Regions from separate parts of the Mus musculus genome. Here region 2 is linked to region 1. A link is a loop called in an ENCODE intact Hi-C map of the cell type or tissue named here. Cell type or tissue: heart. All regions are shown on one strand. Links, peaks and the distances in the headings refer to the core of each region. The heading gives the core; the rest is flanking DNA.

Region 1 (5,377 bases), core at 221-5,220:
TTTTCAGCCCTCTTCAATCCAATTTCAAGGCATGCCTTCCTGAAACAGAGATATTTCTTTTGCCTGGAATCTAAAGGGAGATCCATAGCATCCCACTGATGGCATTGGATGCCTCTTCTGTTTGAATTTATTGTTTTATGTCTCTTCTACTGGCTTTGGTATAAAATATATGCACTAACTTAGTAATTTTTAAAGGACAGTTCAGTGGCATGGAATACATTCAGATTATACAATCAGGTCCCACCTGAGCGCCTAAACAGTGCCTACTGTCTCATTGACTGAAGAACTACTATCCAGCTTGTTATTCTGGGGCTCTGAGAAACTTAGAAACCAACCTTCAATCAGATGTGACAACTTGTCTCCTGACATCTGGTCCCCAAGCTTTTTTCTTCTCAGTCTGACTCCCCCACCCAACCCACATTCATACTGCAGGGAGACCCCAGGCCATGTCTAGGCTGTGGAAGCCCTCAGCCTCTGGGTAGCAGCTATTTTGCACTCCCTGCTCAGCTTAGGTGGGCACATTCAAGAAGGTGCTTTGCTATTTCATAGGAAAGTTTACAGGACCTTGTAAAGATTACCAGGAGCAGAAATGCCCCTGGTGTTGTAGGCAGACAGATCTAAGGTCAGATCTAACAGCATGTGAGACACGAGCTGTGTTTTCTGACCTCATTCCTCTTTGGTAGACTGGGGATCAAATCCTCAAGTTAGTTATATTCAGAGTGAGACGAGTTATCCATGGAATAAAATACAACTGACTCTAGAAAATCATCTCCATGCAGACAGAGGCTCGAGCTCTTGACCTACATGTCAGCATCCCCCTCAACTTCTACCATGTAACAGGTTTCTATTTGCTCAATAGAACCAACCCATTCTTCTGCAATCATTACATGTGAACCCACTCAACAGTCCATGTTTTATATGTCAGAAACTGTTCAGCAGTAATCCTGACCAAGATCCAGACAGCTGGCAAATTGGAAGCAATCATTATCCATCCAGCCAATGTTTATCACACTGCATATTTGCACAGAACAAGAGGCTTTGGGTGTTGTTTATATTATAGTCTACGAGTATTTATGTGACAGCCTACGATTATGCAACTTCTTACAAGGACAAGATGAAATCCAGAGTAGTCTGTGTGTGAGGAAGCAGTGAGCCCTGAGGAATACAGACTTCCCAGAGGCTGAAAGGCACCCTGGGAGGGGCCTCCTCTTAAGGCATAGCGAGCCATATACGATGACGATGACGCTACCTCTAACTGTTGGAAGAGAAGGTGATTTTGTGTAGGCATTCTTTCAGTCCGCACCTCCTCCCTTTCATGTGTTGTGTGAAGAGGACAGCTAAGCCCCACAACATTGCTCTAACACATCTCCCTAGGAAGTTAGCTTTGAGAAGAGTTTTATTAGGAAAGAAAGAATAAGGAGACCCATTAGACCCTGAGCACAGGAACAAAGTGAGGAGAGGCACCTGGAAGAAGGTAGGACAGAGAAAACGGTGACCTGAGAACACACTATTGCTGTCCAGGCAATAGACTATGATTTGATTCTTCATACGTGACTGGTCTTCATGGCTGATGCCCTGTGAGGCATTAACCTGCATTCACTAAATAAAAAAAGAAATCAGAGAACTCTGGCCCAAATTCATCAGATGAGAGAAGCTAGCTGATGCTTGTCATCAAAACGTAATAATGAGAAGATTCAATCAGCTCTTACGGAAGAATCTTACAGAAGGATGCAAATAGAGTCATTCCAGTTGGGGGCAAATGATTCAGTTGACCAGACTCAGAGTGCCTGATGTGTCAAGGGATATAGGGTTATAAGAGTAGGCCTACTCAAAAGACCCATAGCACCTTTCAAGGAACTTCTGTGTTACTTTCAAGGACCCTAGGGCATAGTGGCCAGGAGAATTTTGTGGAGCTGAACCCAGAATGGTGAGAATTAGCCTTGCTGACTAGTGACAGGTGTGCTAGTGGGCCATTGCTATATCAGAAGGGTTCTGGGGGACTTGTCTGTCAGTTGCATCTCTTCCCTGCTCTCCTCTCCATGGCTGGATGAATACAGACAGACTTTCTAGATGCTATTCGGGCCACCCATCTCTGGCTACAGCACAGCTCTCCTTGGCTGGGACACAGTTCTGAGCATGAGTCACACTGTCGTGCTGGGTTGACACTTCCTCTCTAGCCAAGGGCGAGCCGAGCCACTTCACCCTGAAGTCTACTTTAGTTCAAGCACTCTAGCACGTTACCAGCAGATCTTACTGCCGAGAGCCATCCAGATAAAGTACCCTTTGCCCAGTACTAGATGCAAAGGAGCACGAGGCACTGCCAGTGCAGACTTAGGGAGCTGAGTCAGTGTTACGCCATCCTCCCTGAGCCCAGGGACACAGCCGCCAGGAGATGTCCTTGGCAACAGCCACTTTGACAGTTTTCTGGGAGAGATGACACTGTTTTAGCCACCACAGCCAGGACACTCCTTGATTTTGGGCATCAGCCCAGTCATCCAGATTCCAATGGCTCCCTTAGCTTCTTTCTTCTCTGTTAACAGATTTTTCTGAAAACAGATAGATATACCCAAGCCATCCACACCTGGTCCTCTCGATGTGTGTTCATGAAGCAGCATAAATGGCTAATTATCTCAGCATACACTGTGTTCTAGCTATTTGCTGCTACACTTAGCCCCCAGCTTCTTCTTTCCAGGGAACATGGGCATATGAAAAGCTACCCCAGAGATTGGTCTGGTAAAGCATGGATCTGGCCCAGGTAACTCTTTCTGTGGCTCTAGTTATTATGCATGTGTCTGTGCCCCTCTCCTTGCCCCTGAGTCCAGCTGACACTTTCTGGATTTGTCTGTTTGATAGCAGTGTGCTATCCTGGAATCCTTTTAGTTCACGGGAGTAACATTTTTCTCATCCCTTCTCCTCATGCTCTGGCATTTATATGCTGGGCCTCCTCTGATGTTCAACATGTTGACCAAGATGTGATGGGGCATCTGCTGGCCAGGAGACAAGTGTCCATCCCCATACTTCAGAGATGCTCATGCAATGCCAACTGCATACGACATGTCTTCTGCTCTGGGCTCTCATATGAAAATGAGAGGTTAGCATGGTCTCGGGGCACTAAAGAAGGCTGAGGTCACTCTGAGTTAGCATCCTGCTGGGTGGGGCAGGGGTAGGGATGACAATGGAAAACAAAGAGTTAACATCTCCCCTGTGCTCAGTCTTTGCTAGGCATTGCCTGTGGCTCAGGAGCCTGTTCCCTCTACCCATAACCTCATCTCTCAAGAGAGTTAATATCAAACAAAAGCGGGGATAGCGGAGTGTCTTCCACCTCAAATTTACCAACCACACACTCTGTTTAAGAGCCCCAACTATCACCCATGCTCACTAGGCACCAAGTGCTGCTGTCCCCAGGGCCTCACTGTCTCCTCTTGTTACTGCCTGCCCACTCCTGTCCATCATGCCTTCTTGCCCCAGAGTTTGTCCAGAGCTTCTCTTCTCCCCTGTCCTCCTGCATCCTCTGTGGTCCTGCCAGAGTTACCGGCCTAGAGCAGGTTAAGCGTGGGCACTGCAGTGTGTCACCAGCAAAAACTGTCCCTATTAGCAATCTATCTGCAAGGGAAAAGGCCAGACTGGAATGCTGTGTAGGCTGTCCAGTCTAGCCTCACCTCTGAGCACCCTTCCCCCATGGAACAATAACAGCACACACTCAAGGCCTTCTAGGGCATTTCTCAGCCCATTCTCAACTGCACAGTACCCAGCCCTCCCTCATTCTCCAGGTGATCTCTGCTTGTCCTCCAAGTGCCAGCACCACACCTTTACTCCCCAAAACCCTGTACCGACGGCCTCAGAATTCAAGTGTTTCTCCTTTGAGACTACTTACTGTGTGTGGCTCATGAGCACATACAATGGCTATCCAAATCATGCCCAGTGTATATCTCATACAGAAACTCTGCATGTGATCACAACTTATTTTTATATTCCCAGCTGGTGCAAAGTGCCTGCCATTTACCGGAGGAATTATTTTTATTAAGTAAGCTAGGCTACAGGAAAAAAATAAAAGACTAAATTCAGCAGAAAGTTCAGAGGTGGTGGGATGCGTGGCTGCTGAAAGGGTAGGTGGCGGCCAAATGTTCTCAGAATTTTGGATGCCTCAGGTAAATACAGCTTTGGAAATGCAAGGAATAAAGGAGGCGGGGTGGGTGCGTTTCTCCACCCCTAAACTTTTTGTTGGTGTCTGAGAACTCAGAAATGTAACTGCGCTCTGCCTAAACAAAGCCCTGACTTTGTTTTCTATGAGTGAGGGGGAAGGCTCTGGGTGGGTGTGCAGAGTGCCAACAATGGCTGTTCTCACCCATACTTTTGATCCTAGCTAGTTCAATTTGGCCATCAAGGGGAGTCCCAGCCCCTGTCACCATGAGTTATCTATAGAGAGAAGAGTTACTCCAGAGACAAAGAGCACAGAGTGTGCCAACTCCTGCTAGCTTCTGAGTCTTCCCTTGGAATTGTTTCCTGTAAACATGCAAAAAAAAAAAAAAAATTAAATAGGTGCCTGCTCTGTGTTGGGAAGGAAGGTAGGAGGTATCTGAGGAGGACTAAAATATGGTTCCTCCTTCACCGAATTCTCAGCCAAGGGAGAATGGGAACATAGAAAGATAATCCTAGCAGAATGCAGCAGGCCACTGAGGGGTCATGGGAACAGAAGAGAGGGTAAGCCAGTTCTCTAGGGCCCGGATCAGAGGCACAGAACAAAACCCTCAAGTCAACCGTGACTCAGGGAAATCAGAACTGTAATTTCTCTTGCAAGAAAAACATATCCAGAAGTGGGCAATTCAGGCTGGTCTGGTGGATGACTCCTGGTATCAGGTTACCAGAACATAGGGCTGCACATGTCTTTCTCACCACCCAGCCCTTGACCTCTGAAGCTCTGCTGAACCTCCTCATTCCAGGCAACAAAGGGGACAGAACCCCCTCTCACCCACCCTGTAGCTGTGTCAGCAGCCTTCATTCCAGGAAGTCCCACATGGTGTTCCTGCTCTTGTCTCAGTGGTCACATCTCTGTTTCCAGGCCATTCCTAAGGTCGAAGAGGTCAAAAGGACCCAGGTCAGCAGTAGGCTCAGCTAAAAGTCAAGGTTCTTCTCCCAGGGAAGGAAAGCAGAGTACGTGACTTTCCTTTCACTATGATAGATGCAGCTTGTGGATGGGAGAGTCCTATTGGTTCACGGGGTTAGAGGGTGAAGCCCGTTGTGTGAGCATAACGTGGTAGCCAGAGTGGGATAGTCTGTAGCCGAAGCTTGTGGTGCAACATCTCGCAGGGCCAACCAGGAAGCAAAGACTGGATGGAAGCAGGGAGGGGCTGTTACCCTCCATGTCCACTCCCACTGA
Region 2 (5,377 bases), core at 185-5,184, 78 kb before region 1:
AAAGAGGCATAGAATCTCTGTTATGTGAGCATTTTATATTTTAATCACCCCCCCCCGCCTTGATCAGCATGGATATTTCCAGAATCTTGACATTATCTCGCCATCTACAGTGTAGCTTAAGTCTAAGTGGTTAGTTTGAGGTATTCATTCCCTTGATGTTGATGGTCTGGTAGAATTGGTATCTCTTACTGATGCCTCTAACTCCAGCATAGGTTCCCAAAGTTGGTTTCTGTGCATCTTGATAGTTGATTCTGTTCCTGTCTTTAGTTCAGGAAATGCTTACACACTGACTGTAGACTGGAAGGCTCGGGATGAGGAGAGGGAAAGCACTGTGCTGCTTCAGGGGACATTAGGCTCACTTGTGAGCGGCAGAAAACCTGGCTCTCATGGAAGTATCCATCCGCCTATGGTCCAGCGTGAGACTGGCTGGCCCTCGATGTATGGTACAAATGACACCAGCTTCGGCCATTGGGCCTGCATTTCATAAGTGAGAAAGGAAAAGACAACACAAGGCACCCTTGCCCCTGCCTTTAGGAACCTTCCTGAGAGTCGATTCTCACTCACATTTCCATGCTAGATTTTAGTTGTAGGTGGAGGGAGGTGTTTCTGATGCTCTGATCAGAAATCTGTGTGTGAACTTTGAAGGTCCTGTTCCCCAGCTGGTTCTTAATTAATTCATAAAGATGCTAGCAGCCAATGGGTGGAATAGGTGGGACTTTCAGTTTCCCCCACAGGCAGGCTAGCAGATGCAGGGAGGAGAAAAATTTCTCAGCAATTCAGAGAGAGGAGCAGCCACTGCCCATGTGAGCTTTAGGGCAGAGTGGTCATTGGTCACTTCCCTGACTAGGCCTGGGGTAGCAGGCAGGTTATTAGAAACATAATTAAGGGCTGGGGAGATGGCTCAGTGGTTAAGAGCAGCGACTGCTCTTCCAGAGGTCCTGAGTTCATGGTGGCTCACAATCATCTGTAATAGGGAGCCGATGCCCTCTTCTGATGTGTCTGAAGATAGCTACAGTATACTCATATACATAAAATAAAATGAATCTTTTAAAAACAGAAAGGAAGATAATTAAACTGGGAGCAGATTTAGTGGGGCTAAACAAGGAGAAGGTAACTGGGCAAGTAAGTAAAGGTCAGAATTCGAGGTGCTGGGCTGGGAGTGAAAAGAAGGCTGAGATAGCTGAGGAAGGCTTAGAAGAGCCTGGCTATTGAGCTAAAGCATATTAAAATAAGTTAATTCGTGTGTGTGTTTTATCCATGGATCTGAGGGAAGCTGGGCAGGACTGGTAGCATGGTCCACCCAGAGCTTAAAGCAGGGTAGCCAAAACTACACACTACATTGTAGGGATAATGTACTGTGTGTGAAGACACATCTCTATCTTTCTTTGCCTGCCTAAGGCACCCTCTGATTGGATAAAATAAAAAGCTGATGGCCTATAGCAAAGGCAGAAGTAGAAGGTGGGAATTCTGGGAAGAGATAGAAATTCTGGGAAAGAGTCAAGGGCACGAGACTCACCACCTGGACTCCAAGGAAGTCGGATGTATGAAACTGAGAGAGGTAACCAGCCATGTGGCCGAACGTAGATAGTATAAATGGGTTAAAATAAGTTACAAGCTAGTTGGGAACAAGCCTAACTTAAGGACTAAGCATTCGTTTATTAATAAATAACCCTCTGTGTTTATTATTCAGGAGTTGGGGGTGGGGTGGGGCTTAGAAAAGCACCAACAGTTACTCTTAGTTTTAAGCCAGCTGGTGAGGTCCATCTGGGTGTTGTCTTTATTCCAGGTAGCTCTTGAACTCAGCTATAACCAGTCTCCTGCTCTTGGATATTGGGTGCTCAAGACTTAAAGTATTCCCAAGAAAAGGCTGTGAAACAGTTGTGGGATTTATGTAAAATAACCAAGCAACAACGGGGGAAATCTATAGAAAAAAATTGTATTTTTTTCACATCTTCCAAACTTTGTATGAAATCTTGGGACAGCTGTGGACCTTCACAAGGGTGCTGGGAATTGAACCCTGGTCCTCTGCAAGAACACCAATCACCCCTAACCACCAAGCCATCTCTCCAGCCCTCATGTAAAGCTTTGGAAATATGTCTAGGGTCATTCTACTGTTTACATCATATGAGAGTTTGATTGTGTTAAGTTTAAAAGTGCTAAATAAAGCCTCTTGTGATCAATTTTAAAGTGTTTTTGAGTAGATAATGAATATACTCAATTCCTACTTAAGTAGGAATTGTTTGTTGGATAATGAGTAAGTGACCCATGGACAAATATTCACAAGTAACAGTACTTTATGAAGACAGCCTGACAGTATGAGAGCGGTTAGTCTCCTATGGTGCCCAACTTGCAAGTTTAACTGTATCACTAACTGTAGAAAAGAGCAGTGCTAAGCTGGCTGAACACTGCAGATCCTAAGTGCTTGGGAACAAGGAGGGTTTGGGATTTGGGATTTCTGACTTGGAAGTATTTGCATGCATCATGAGGTCTTGGGAATGAGTCTAAGCACAAAGTATGACTGTCCATATACATTGTATGAGGACAGCCTAAAGATAATTCTGTATATCTGCATTTTGACTGCATTTTAACTTTTCACATGAAGTCATGAGTCAAGTTCTCTCCTTGTAACATGTCTTCTCTCAAGAAGTTTCAAGTTTGGGAGCATTTCAAACTTCGGGTTAAGGATGGTCCACCTGTCTTAGTCACTCTTCTATTGCTGTGAAGAGACACCATTATAGGCAACTCTTATAAAAGAAAGGAGGCACCCAAAAGCCTCAGTAGAAGCATGTGGTGAGGCCACATACACAGCATCTGACTTGTGGGGAATTTGCTGCCCACAGAGGAAGGAAAAATGCATCTCCCTGCAGCCAGCAGCCAAAGGCCAGGCAAGCCCTGTGGGAGGCAAACAACTCAGGCTACAGATTTTCTTTTCTTGGTTTGGAGTCTGGCCAGGAGTGACATAGACATGGACCAGCTGAGTGTCATGGCCTCCTAAAGTACTTTGTGCATGGGCAGGCATCTCTCTAGCCTCTCCAGTGGTCTGTCTGTCCTAGGTCCTGTGCCATCTCACATGATCAGTATCTATACTATACTATACTATACTATACTATACTATACTATACTATCTATACTATACAAGCAACTGAGCGTCCTTTACTCTACAGGAGGCTTATGGATAGGGAGTTTGGAAGTTTTGGGGAATCCTATGACAGTTACCTCCCCATCTGTTGTACTTCCAACCAGATCTGTGCTAGACACAGGGATGCCCACCAACTTCCCCAGCCTGGCTGGCTCAACACAAATCCCGCCCTACCCAAAATCTGAGCCTCCCTGCACCTCTTCACATACACCTTCTCACAGGATTCGTACTTCCTCAATGCGAAAAGGGAGGAGCCTGTTAGAAACACTGAGTGAAGACACTCGAGGCTGGAAAGAAGGAGCTCGGTGAATCTGTGGTGTAGCTGATTCAGGCAAAAGCTGATGAAAGAGAAGGCACCACCACTGAGGAGGGACTAGAATCTAGAGGGAGGCAAGAATCCCAGCAGGTAAACAGAATAATCATAAGAGCTCTGCCTGGGCTTTGAGTTGGAGAAGCCAGCATTAGAAAATGGTGATGGTTCTGAGGAAGGCCAGGTACTTGCTTTGCAGACAGATCACGTGCTTGTTTGAGTCTCAGAAGTGCAGCTTCAGATCCCTTCTGGACAAGTTGAGGGTAAGCCTGAGAGCAGAGGAAAAGAAACATGGTCCCATCAAGAAACATTTGACATAAAATTGTGACTAGGGTTAGAGGATTAAAAGCAGAGCTCTCCAGTCTGTCTCCTAAGTGCCGTCCAATGTCTTTGAAGATAAAAATTCTCTCTCCAATTTCTCCCAAAGTACCTTGTTAATGCAACCAATTCTTTGTTTCCACTGCAGGTCTTGGAGCCAGACTATCATGTAGGGTGTGGCTGGGGAGAGGACCTAGTCATATGCACCATTATTGGCTTTCTAGTTGATCTTGGCACAAAGGATTTGAACTCCTGGACTCACTTGTCTTCAGAACTGGTCAGGTCTGGTTCAGAGTAATTTTGTTGGAAGTGAGATTCAAGCCGGTATCTTCTTCATTCTCTGAGTCTGAACACCCCGAATGAGGTCATTTATGCAGAGTGCCTGGTCTTGGACTCTCTGTCTAGGTCAAGGATGGGTTGCCCTAACATTCACCTTTAATGACTATGTCTTCGGCCAGTGAGCTCCCTGAGGAGAAGATTCAGGGCAGGGAAACCTGACAACTGCTGATGTCACAATGCCTCTACTCACCGTGACAGATGCCTGGCTACTGAACCACCTCAGGGGAGCAGCAAGACCATGGCTGACTGCAACAGACAGAGGACAACAAGGGATCTGGGACCTAGAGTTCAGGGGGCTGCAGGATACCAAAAATGATCTCTAGGCCAGAAAGCAGCCTCTCTGGGCTAGAAAGTAGCCAAGAGGTCCAGAAAAAGACGTGGAACCCCAGGAATTATTCAGGTACCATTGATGGGTCCCCTCCTTCCAAGTCAGACACTTGTGTTGACAAAGAGGGAAGGCTAGTCAGGAAGTCAAAGGTACACACCCAAACTCTATGGGTCATGCCCTTTTCAGGACAGTTCTTCCACTTGGTTAAAGGAGTTCAAGATCACAGTTCACATCACCTGTCACCTGAGACTATCCAACACACACTAATGTTTAAGGTCTACCCCTGGGTGTTTTGCCTGTATGTACATGTGAGGATGTCAGATCCCCTGGAACTAGAGTTATAGACAGTTGTAAACTGCTTCAGGGATGCTGAGAATCGAACCCGGGTCCTCTGAAAGAACAGCTAGTGCCCTTAATCACTGAGCCATCTCTCCAGCCTGAGGCTTACAGTTTATAACGATGGCCAAATGAGAGCCAAGTGTGGTGGTACACACCTTTGATCCTGCACTTGGAGTCAGACACAGCCGATCTCTCAGTTTGAAGTCAGTTTGATCTATATAGGGAAATCTAGGCCAGTCAGGGCTATACAACAGACTTTGTCACAAAAACAAAATGTCCAAATGACTGTCCTATATAGTCAGGGTTAACAATGTCATGTAAATATAAGTACATACCAAACCACACAAAAGCATCTATGTATGTATGTATTCCATGGAGGCTGGAGGTAAGGGCTTTTATCATTTAAAAAATATATTTTCTACTCATTTTAAAGTTTTTACTATTATACAAAGAAATGGGTTTATAATAGTGCTTTCATACACATACACATCTATATTTATATCTGTACATTTATATTTATATTGATACCTCATTATATTTTATTGTTCTTTGGAAGGGCATATACTAAGATATCCCACAGATGCATAACTAAGTCTTAACAAAA

Evidence for each region. Hi-C counts contacts between places; a loop is a spot of excess contacts. Peaks named below come from ENCODE experiments on the same cell type or tissue, not always from the same donor. Only the 100,000 strongest peaks of a DNase experiment are listed, where the experiment ranks them.
Region 2: it touches region 1 in a loop (2.0-fold over the local background); 1 of 42 quality-filtered maps calls a loop at or near these places.

The regions. Positions count from the first base shown.
Region 1 is chr11:63,024,589-63,029,965 of GRCm38, forward strand. No RefSeq gene overlaps it. Among named protein-coding and RNA genes, the nearest start is that of Cdrt4os1, 23 kb to the left of the region's middle. In heart, for the core only: no CTCF peak of the experiment used is centred there; DNase peaks (open chromatin) are centred at 1,003, 2,243 and 4,703; H3K27ac peaks cover 1,444 bases.
Region 2 is chr11:62,946,876-62,952,252 of GRCm38, forward strand. Cdrt4 (CMT1A duplicated region transcript 4) reads left to right here and starts at 4,318. Exons shown (of 2, transcript NM_025496.1): 1 at 4,318-4,506. The coding sequence starts at 4,419. It overlaps Cdrt4os2 (a long non-coding RNA gene), which reads right to left and starts at 4,504. Exons shown (of 2, transcript XR_388729.3): 1 at 3,880-4,504; 2 at 1,923-3,718. In heart, for the core only: no CTCF peak of the experiment used is centred there; a DNase peak (open chromatin) is centred at 2,866.